Linked DNA regions of Homo sapiens: region 1 is linked to region 2. Evidence: chromatin loops called from intact Hi-C (ENCODE). Cell type or tissue: B cell. All regions are shown on one strand. Each heading gives the region's core, and the rest is flanking DNA. Links, peaks and the distances in the headings are about the cores only.

The links. Hi-C counts contacts between places; a loop is a spot of excess contacts. Peaks named below come from ENCODE experiments on the same cell type or tissue, not always from the same donor. Only the 100,000 strongest peaks of a DNase experiment are listed, where the experiment ranks them.
Region 1: a loop joins it to region 2, with 2.3 times the contacts of the local background. A loop is called at or near these places in 2 of 110 quality-filtered maps.

Annotation. Positions count from the first base shown.
Region 1 is chr6:88,627,475-88,632,866 of GRCh38, reverse strand. All of the region lies in intron 14 of RNGTT (RNA guanylyltransferase and 5'-phosphatase), which reads left to right. Among named protein-coding and RNA genes, the nearest start is that of RNGTT, 330 kb to the left of the region's middle. RefSeq lists a silencer at 2,803-2,892. In B cell, for the core only: a CTCF peak has its summit at 2,877; a DNase peak (open chromatin) is centred at 2,866; H3K27ac peaks cover 442 bases.
Region 2 is chr6:88,758,702-88,764,093 of GRCh38, reverse strand. All of the region lies in intron 13 of RNGTT (RNA guanylyltransferase and 5'-phosphatase), which reads left to right. Among named protein-coding and RNA genes, the nearest start is that of RNGTT, 200 kb to the left of the region's middle. In B cell, for the core only: a CTCF peak has its summit at 2,129; a DNase peak (open chromatin) is centred at 2,183; H3K27ac peaks cover 1,725 bases.

The DNA of each region.
Region 1 (5,392 bases), core at 56-5,055, 130 kb after region 2:
GAGTACCAAGACTCCTGTCCTGAGAGTTGTCTACCTTTATTGTTTATAAAATTCAAGATTAGAATTATACTAGACTAGAATTAACTTCCATGCTAGTTGCTTGAAATCAATCCATTATTCTGTTTGATATTCTGTGAGATTTTTTTCCCCCCTGACTTTGATGGTTGGTTTCGAAATCCATTAAGTGGATCTCAATCAGGTTTGTTTGTTTGTTTTTGTTTTAATGAAATAAAGTAGAAGAGAAAATAGCACAAAGAAAGGAAATAAATTGCTTTATGAAATGTACGTGTGTGTGTGTGTGTGTGTGTGTGTGTGTGTGTGTCTGTGTGTCTGTGTGTCTGTAGTTGGTTGCTATATAAACTGTTTTTCTTGCATTAGATAAACTGGATCAAACTTAAATGACTGTAAGTAAACATTTGCCCTGCAAAGTTATACCTTTTGTTTATGAAGGATTGTCTTATAGATGACTCCATAGTCAGTGTGCTGGACTGGGATGCTGCAAGTCTGGACCCTGGTGCTAGTTCTGCACCCAAAGAGGCATATGCTTTGGATAAGTTATAGGCTTTCTGTGAACCTTAGTGTTTTCCATCTAAAAAGAGAGTTGGGGCTGAGCATGGTGGCTTATGTCTGTAATCACAGCACTTTGGGAGGCTAAGGCAGATGGGTTGCTTCAGCCCGGGTGTTTGAGACCAGCCTGGGCAACATGGTGAAACTCCCATCTCTACAAAAAATACAAAAATTAGCCAAGTGTGGTGGCACACGCCTGTAGTTCCAGCTGCTAGCAAAGCTGAGGTGGGAGTATCACTTGAGCCTGGGAGGTTGAGGCTGCAGTGAGCTGTGAGCGTCCCACACCACTCTAGCTTGGGCGACAGAGCAAGACCTTGTCTCAAAATAATAAATAAAGAGTTGGCCTAGGTGGACTTGGTACTCTTTCAGAAGCAGTTGGCTATAAAAAATCAGTTGTCTTAAAGTTGATTGGACATTTTCACAGTTCTCTGTTACTAACTCAGAGAAGTGTTTCTAGGAGGTTAAAAAAAAACTTGAAACAAAAAATATATATAGCCTACTATCACATGATTCTGGTTCCTGACGGATGCTTTTCTCCCAACCTCCATCCAAAAGTATATGGTCCACTGCAGGCAAACAGATCTTCTGAATGAAATAAGGGGCATAAAAACACATGGGATGGTACCTGCATCATAGGGCCTTAAAAAAAAAATGTAGAGTTGAGAAAATGTTGCTCAAGATCTCAGCTCCTGCACTGGCCACCATCATATGGGCTACTTGTCACAAAAGCGAGGAAGTCATGAGAGGGAGGGAGGGACACCTCTAGAGCCTTTATTCATTTCCATTTATCGGATCTGCATATAAGTGCTCCCTTACTCCTTTGTGAGATGTCAAGGTGATAGAAGGCATCTTCCAGGTACCTTTTCACCACTGCATGCAGTAGGGAACATCAAATACCAGAGGGATTCTGCAGTCTCAACCCCTTTGGTGTAAAGACTACCTAAAAAGACAATCCAGCCATATAAAAAGTAACAGCCCATTTATCTCATTCATATGTTTAAGGTCAGTTTTCCTGTAGGAGATCTCTGAGACAGTAGCAATTAAACTGAGCTGTATGTAGCAACATAGTACATGCTACAAACTAAGTTAAAATTGTCAAAGAACTTTTCGTTTGTAGCAGTTTCTTAATGTTATGAGGCACAGAACTGTGTGGCCATCAGAAAGACAGAGCTGCTAACAACTCCATTTGGGGCATTGTTAGGCAGTTCTGTTGACACATGAATACATTTCATATGATTATCATAAAATTGTGGCCTGGAAATTGAGCAGCCATGGTGCTGCATTTTAGACTTCACATTTATAATAAGCTGTAATAAAGTAAACATTTTAAATGGATATAAGAATAGACATTACTTGCAATCACAAATGTATGTTCAATTGAAGTGCTTTTGAAGCTCAATTTAACAAAGCAAACAAATTTCCTGGCATTATTAACATAATTGTTCTCATTGTTGGGTTTTGATTTCTAAAAAAATATTTAAGCAAAAAAACAAGTTACTAAAAAACAAAATTCACAGAAGGAAATGTAACTAAGAATGAGTTACTTTGCCTTTATCATGTCGGATTAAAGTTAAAAAAAAAAAAAGTCTCAGATGTTCATTCTGTCACCCCCTCCCCACCGACTTGCTGAACTATTGCTTGGCCTGTTTAACTCAGAGCTGTTTAACTCAGAGCTCATATATCAGGATTAATTTAAGGTTAAATTCAGCTATTTGCTCTGCCATCAGTAAGCTTTGCAGTGGGCCTACTCAACATTTATCTACTAGTGAAACTCCAGGCTGTGTGATAGTTAAAACACGGAGCTTACAGAAGAGGACTAGAATATCCATTTTACACCAGAGTGGAGGAAGCATGACTATATGCAAATTTAGCACCAATTAGATGGTAGGATTTGAAGGACTGTGGTCCCTGGAATATTCCAAAAGCAAAAATGGAAATGATAGTGATAACATCTGAAGTGTGGTGGCAAGACAGTTAAAACAGTGCTAATTTGGAGCCTCTGGGCACAGAACAGTACCAGGAGGCGATCCACTGTGTCTTCTTTGGCAGCTGGCAGCTGGCAGACAAAGCAAATAATGAGTCTTTGGCTTGTTACTTTTCACCATTCCATAGTTTTCTCCAATTTTGAATAAACCCCCAAAACAAACATCCTTCCTGCATTGTCGTTTTACTGTAGCAGACCCTCATATAGCAAGTGTGCTACTGGCCCAACAGTCTACCACAGTGGAAACCACAGGAACTCAGGGTTGCCGGTGTACTTGCTTAAAGGTTAGCGTAGGCACAGCATGGCATTGGTAGGGGGCGCATTCTTCAAAGACTCACATGGTGATTTCTTATAGTCAGGGAGTTGAGCTGACTTAATCAAGATTAGAAGGAGGCATGCTAGTGTGAGAATATCCTGTAAAATACTCACCACTTGAAAGCATTCCTGGCAAGCATATCATTTACCTGATATATAATTTCATTAAGCACCAAGATTGTGCTGGTTACTTTCTAGAGAAAAGATGAAAAGCTACCTACCTTAATTATCCTCAGACTTAATTTCATATACCCAGAAAACAACTTTCCAGAAAATAGTGGTAACCACAGCTACCTAATTTAGAATAGATCCTCTGAAAACTTGCTAAGAGCAGTTGAGTGGTGAACGTCCAAAAATGTACAACTTTTTTCTTTGCCTGCGTAATTTTGTTTTTTTTCTTTATTCCCACTAGAACACATTCTCCTTACCCTCACTGGAACAACTGTAGAACAGAAACCTAAGGAAATATAGGAAGTGGGGAAGGAGGGAACAAAATGAGAAATTTAATGTGATTCCAAATGTAATCTTTAAGAACGTGAATTGTGAAAATTCTGATCTCCCAAAGATCAGGCAATCAGATACTTCTAAATGTAGAAATCTTTAGATAATAGCACGTATTTTACCTGCAGGCTGAATTTTATGTTTGCATCTTTTTTCCCCCTGCATCTTTGAAAGTGAAAGCCGGTAAACCAGTTGCCAGAACGGAAAAGACTGTTTTAATCACTGGAGCCTGCTAAAAATGTAAATAATGCTGATAAATCAGTAAAATTTTTGTATATTACTCAACCGAATTGCACTTAATCCCCATTTCACAGACCCAGTTTAGGACACTTAGAACTTTCTTCGTCTTCTTGTCCACACCTTTTCCCTACCCACTTTTGAGATTTCTCCTACTTTGTTTGTCCTATCTTCTTTCCAGACCCCTTTTCTCCAAACTAGTATTGACCAACACATGGCACTTGAGGCTCATGGTTTTGGGATTTTTTTTCTTCACATGCAGCCTATGTTTCTTATTTCTATTCTAGAAGATTATATTACATTAAACTCAGCATGACCTATGAGAGTTCACATGTCTCTCCTTTAGTTTATGGTGACTGCAAAGGATGCTCCATTAGCTGAACTCCCTTAGCTCTTTAACTGTTAGTCATTTCTTGATTTGGAGTAAACAATAATAAAATTTTCCTTTTCCTCTAGTGTGTTGAATTTCCCAGTTAGTACCAAGAGGTAGTGCGATGTAGAGCTCTAGATCCAAATGCTGTCTTGAAGAAACTATTTAAATATTCTCATTCTTAATTTCCTCATTATTATAAAAAGGATAACAGTGTATGTAAAGTGCTCAGCTACATCACAGGTAGTTAATAAATGTTAGTCTCTCCCCTTCCTTTCCCTATGAAGGAAAAAATCTTAGTCAATAATTTAAAAAGTAAATATCTATGATGAATATAAATATATTGGCTATAAACCTTAAATTAATTTTGAGTACAAGTTACCAAAGTAATGAATTTGCTATTTCCTCTGGTTTTATAACACCCCAATATGTGAATGTTCACACATACACACCAATTAATACAGATAATTGGGGAGGGCACTTTAGTACTTGAATATTTCAGAATAAAAGGGTTTTATTTGATGATTTTAAAGTTTCCTGCTTGGAGTTTCAGCTCTAAAATGTTTATCAGAGAGAAGTTATTGTGGTGTTTTTGGGTTTTAGGGGAGAAGATATTTAGGGAATGTGATACTTGATGCAGATAATTTATTGTAATCATTTTCAGATTTTCAACATTTTCTGAGTGGCTTTTTAAATAGCCGCTATACCTGGAGCTGATGAGGAAAATTTAAATAAATCCATCATGAATGTTTTTCAAGGAGTGCATAGAGACACAAAATGAAACTCTAGGGCTCTGAGCAATGTGATTATCACTCTGTACTTACGTAATGCCTTTGTCAATAACTTCAAGATTTCTTTCTCAAAGTAGAAGAAATATAGTTGTTGAGAAAGCATATATAAAATTGCAATGATCTATGCATGGCAAACAGTAAAATACCCAATTGGACATATCAAAGGCAGGTTATAGCTGCAAGTTACAGTTGGTCAGAAGGTCTCAGTGAGACTTTGCATTGACTTGAGGTACAGACTTGTAAGAAAGGAATCCTAGAAGTTTGTTTGCTCAGGTGAGTCCAGATCACCACGAGAACATTTTTTGCTAAACTAAAGAGTTCTGTGTTTTTAGTCTAATGGTTCAAGGCTGTGTGAGTCTGTGGTCTTCGGTGCCTGTAAGTGCCACTAAGGCAAATTGAGTGATTTTAAAGGAGAAAGAGTTTAGAAGATTAAAAGGAGAAAACCTCAACATTATTGTTGGTGTTCTAAGTGACAGGCTGAATAAGAAGGGAATCTTTATTTATTTTTTCAGCATTTTGGTTTACTCCCACATAACCACATTAGATCTATCCAGAGGACAGTTCTCTTGAGGTCTCTCTGTCCTGTAAGAAAGGCAGAGGTGAATAGTTGAGTTTAAAATGGGTGAG
Region 2 (5,392 bases), core at 66-5,065:
GGTTCATAAGAAGCCAGTTGCTGCCCAGCTGTCATTCTTGCCACAAGATCTTGGAGGAAGGATTCAGAGGCTCCAGACAATTGATATACTGGGTTATAAGGCCCAAGTGGCAGAGCAGCTTATACTATAGCATGAACTTGCTGCAGAGCCATCTTTTGTTCTGATTTCAACTTAAAAATGGTAGCCTAACAGGTTCCTTGGTCAATGAGTTGGAGTACTGCTTCAAAATCCACAGTGATTGTTAATCTTTGTAACGTCCTTTTTAGTATCCACTGATAGTGCAAGTAGAGTAACTTGTCTCTGACACCTTGGAGAAGCTATCCTGATAGGCTTCCAACCATTGGACCCCTAGAAATCTTACTTAGGCAATGGGCTCTTAATTTTTGTGGGTTTTATGTCTTCTGTCTTACATGTGTCTTAGCAAGATGTCTAAAGAACTTTATACTTCCTCTTTATCACTCTTAATAAGTACAAAATCATCAGCATTGTTGATCAGTGATTTGTTCTGTGTAGTGTCAGAGTGACCACTGTCTCTGAAAAAAATTAGAAAGACGATAACAAGTGAGAGACAGAAATTGGAGTCCTTACACATGGATGTTGAGATTGTAAGTTGGTGCAGCCAGTGTGGCAAACAGTTACATAGTTCCTCAAAATGTTTAAGATAGACTTACCATGTGACTCAGCAATTCCACTCTCAAGTATATACCCAAGAGAAATGAAAACATATGCCCACACAAAACTTGTACGTAAATCTTCTTATCAGCATTATTCATAATAGCCAAAGGGTGGAAACAACCCCAAATATTTATCAACTGACACATGGATAAATACGCAAACAAAATAACTCTTCCACCAGGCACAGTGCCTCACTCCTGTAGTCCCAGCACTTTGAGATGTCTGAGGTGGGCATAGTGCTTGAGTCCAGGAGTTTGAGACCAGCCTGGGCAACCTGGTGAAACCCCATTTCTAACAAGAAATACAAAAAAAAAAAAAAAAAAAAAAAAAAGCTGGCCATGATGGCACATGCCTGTAGTCCCAGCTACTTGGAGGCTAAGGTGGGAGGAACACCTGAGCCTGGGGAGGTTGGGGCTACAGTGAGCTGTGGTGGGGCCACTGCACTCCAGCCTGAGTGACAGAGTGAGACCCTTCCTTAAAAAAAAGGAAAAAGAAAATACCTTTCATTTAGACGACTGTAGTGGATCCTCTTAAGCAAAGAGACTCTGGATATTATGCCAGCTGGATTTCAATTCAAGCTCTGCCACTCTTTACTCAGGTTCTCTCTCTGTTGCTTGTGTTTCTGTAACTTCATTATGTGGATAATAGTGCCTACCTCGTGTGGGACTTTAATGACATAATACATGTAAGTCCTTTAAACTACTGCATGTTACATAATAAATACTAAATATATATTTACTATTTTTTAAAAAGACCACTGTCTCTGTAGATTCTACTGTGGCAGAGAGCAGAAAAGCAGTATGCTGTGGCTGCAAGATATACTATTGGTCATTCTAGGCAAAGGCAGATGTCTTCTGATAGTACCACAGATTGGTACAGAGAAAAAAGTATTTGCCAACTTGTATATAAGATTTTAGAGGCTACATTGATTGGTTTCGTTAAAGACAGCACATCTGAAATGGCAGCTGCACTTGGTTTAACATGATTAAATTTATGATAATCAAAAATCATTCTAAATCTCTGATGGTGGTACTAATTTTTGTATTTCCCTTGGAGATATGTTACTGCTTTTGGTTTATTTCCCTGGTAGGGAAGGCTGGTTGAAGGGGCTTTTATTTGGCCTTTCCTAGCATAATGACCCTTATTCCGTGGGTCAGACAGCCAATGTGGAAATTCGTTTTCCAAGTATTTCTCTTCCAGTTATACATCCAGTAACTGGAAAATAACCGCAGGTTGTATTTGTGGACATACCGTCACACTTAGATTTAAACTTGAGCCAGTAATCCATTTATCACCTGATTACCCTAAGCTCTCCATTTAACTTACGGACTGCAGTGGCATTTTGGGTTCCTGGCAATTCGTGTCTGTTTAAAGTAAGTGTCTGGTAATCCCCTAGTGGTCTGGGTGTTCTTTCTTTTGGATTATAATTTTTTTATTAGATTTTTCTTTTGAAAGAAAGAACATCCGTACCACTAGGGGGTTACCAGACACTTACTTTAAACAGACACGACCACTAGGGGATTACCCATCGGGGATTACCAGAACAATCACTTTAGCAAATGCTGCTCATCCTTTGAAAAACTGTTGGAAGATTTACAGCAAGGGTCAGCACTTTTTTTCTATGAAAGGCCAGATAGTCAATATTTTAGGGTTTGTTGCCTATGTATCTCAACTACTCAAGTCTACCATTGTGGTGCTAAATCAAAGCTAGACAATATGTGTATGAGTGAGCATGACTGTGTCACAGTGAAACTTTATTTACAAAAACAGGTGTGAGGCCAGATGTGGCCTGTAGACTATAGTTTGCCAACTGTGGATTTACAGTACTGTACATGGTTGTAGTAGTATTGCAATACCTTCTTTAAGGGGATCTGGCCTCCCACTTGTATTGGGAGGCTTAGGTATTTTTGTTGTTGTTTGTTTGTTTTGAGATAGAGACTTACTCTGTTGCCCAGGCTGGAGTGCAGTGGTGCAATCTCAGCTCACTGTACCGTCCACCTCCCGGGTTCAAGCGATTCTCCTGCTTCAGCCTCCAGAGTAGCTGGGATTACAGGTGCCTGCCACCATGCTGGGCTGATTTTTTATAATTTTAATAGGGGTGGGGTTTCACAGTGTTGGCCAGGCTGGTCGCAAACTCCTGACCTCAAGTGATCCACGTGCCTCGGCCTCCCAAAGTGCTGGGATTACAGGTGTGAGCCAACATGCCTGGCCAGAAGGTTCTGGTTTGTTAACCAGGTAAGGTCTGCACATTTAAAACTGAGAAATGCTAGCTTCCTAGCAAGCAGAATGGAATATATAGAATTGACTGCATGGTCTCCTTTACTTCCTATCGGAAAAGTCTTTTTACTCTGCTGACTAGAGTGTATGTGTGTGTGTGTGTGTGTGTGTGTGTGTGTGTGTATTTCTTTTGCTTCAATTCATTAAAAAAAAAAATAGAATGAGCTGGGTTTGGAAGCTGAGGCAGGAGGATTGCTTGAGCCCTAGGAGTTTGAATCCAGCCTGTGCAATACAGCAAGATCTCATCTCTGGGAAAAAAAAAAAAAAATCGTTTTCTCATGCTTATTTGAATTAGTGTTACTCTTTTTGAGAAGGAAATTGTGGTGGTAAAATATTTTTCTGAATGTTGAAGAACTGTTCTTATATAAGGAAGGATTAAGTATGGGGGAAAAAGTCTTACTACTTTGCTGAGCAGCATTTTTCTGTTTTCTACCCTCTGCCTCTTTCACAAAATGAAATGTTTAATTCTTTCATTTATATTTTATTTAAAAATTATTTTAAAGAAATAGACATAAAACACTAATGTAATCACTATTATTATAGTATGCTTAATGACTAAGCTATTTGGTATGTAGCTGGTTGTATTTTTTTATGTATAATATAGCTATTTTTATTATTTAGCAAATGACCCATAGTAACTGCTTTCTTATTTGAAAATATTCTCATCACCCAAACATATTTTAAGACAAATGCTTCGTTGGCTTTCAGTCTTTGAATGGTTACTACTGTTAACATTCTTGATTATGTTTTACTTCCAGTGTGCCTAGGAGAGGCAAGGAGGAGCTGTGACTGAACTCTTTTCAGTTCCTTTGCCTGGTTATCTCTTGGGTATTAGTAACTCTTGTTTCCTCTGTTATTTCATCCTTCCTGCATTCAGCAGAAAATCTTTCCCAGGCCGCTTACCAAAAACCAACATCATAATCAAAGTGTCTACAAGTAACTAGTAGGAGAAAAGGAGCATGTGGCTTTAAAACATCTACTTATGACCTCACTGGAGTCAAATTACTTATTTTTACTTGTTAATTTACTAAATAGAAGTATATATCACCTTTGTTTTATAATTTGATTCTTTGGAATTTAATTTTCATATTCATTTTAACACTATTCTTTACATTAGTACCTTTCGCTTATGTGATTTTTCTCAATTAATATATATTTTCATTAATTGCAATTTCTCTAAGTTACCTTTTATGTTATAAAAAGCTTGTTACCTGGTGGATATTATATAGATTAAATATTAGTTAAATTCCTACTTTGAATCACATTGAAGTTGGTGGGGGGGAAAATGAAGTAACTTAGGAACATAGGATTTGAATGCAGACCCTCATGAGAGATGAGATGGGAAGAACTGCAAACAAATCTTGAACTCCTTTTTTATTAGGTTTGTTTTTTGCTGTAATTATGGTTGTGAAACGCCAAACTACTTTAGAAGTGTTGTAGGATTGAGCAAATGGGTACTGATGTTGGGAGTCAGGGTTCTCAGTGAGGAAGGAGAAAGATACAAATATGAAATGGAGGAAGGCAGTGAAGAACTCTGTGAGATGGATTAGAATTTTTAAAATATTTGAATATATATGTTCACATGTATGTGCATGTATATGAATACATATACATGATTGTGTTTGTGTATGTAATATGTGATACACATAAACTCATTTCCTAGCTCTGTCCACTGACAGGACCTATAAGCAGAGGCACCCTGGTAATAATAAGCATATCCAGCACGAAGATTTTGGTGTCTAACACCATTCCTCACCAAAAAGAACCAGAGATCTTCAGAGAAATGTCTTATTCTAGAGCCGGGTAGGGAGGATGCAGGATAGGCATAGAATACCTTCTTATGCCAGAAAGTAAGAAAGTACATCCCCAACCCAACAAAAACAATGTATGTCGAAAGGATGCAGGAGCCAACTTGAAGGTGCTCCCACTGGCCAGATCTGGGATATAGTGTGGACACCAGAAGGACAGTAATGAATTATGAACTTTGCTAAAAATAGGAATCTATGAGTCCATACTGCCATACTGGTAATAAATGAGCAGAAGAGATGGTTTAGCTTTTAGCAGAATGCTGATTGGTAAATGTTCTGAGTCCTGGATTTGGAAAATTATTTTGCCACCACCATAGTAAAGATCAGCTCTAGTGAGAATAATCAATGGAGTTAATGGGTGAAGCACACCAACATGGCACATGTATACATATGTAACAAACCTGCACATTGTGCACATGTACCCCAGAACTTAAAGTATAATAAAAAAATAAATAAATAAAATACAGCAAAAATAAATAAAAAAGAATAATCAATGGATGCTAAGTCTGGGAGGGAAATTTTTATAAGATATTTTCATGGTTGTAAATGTCTTTCTGTGGATTGCTTATAACTTGCAAGGGCAAAATAATAGACTAGAGAGTTGAGAAATTGGACAACCCCTTACTAGCTTA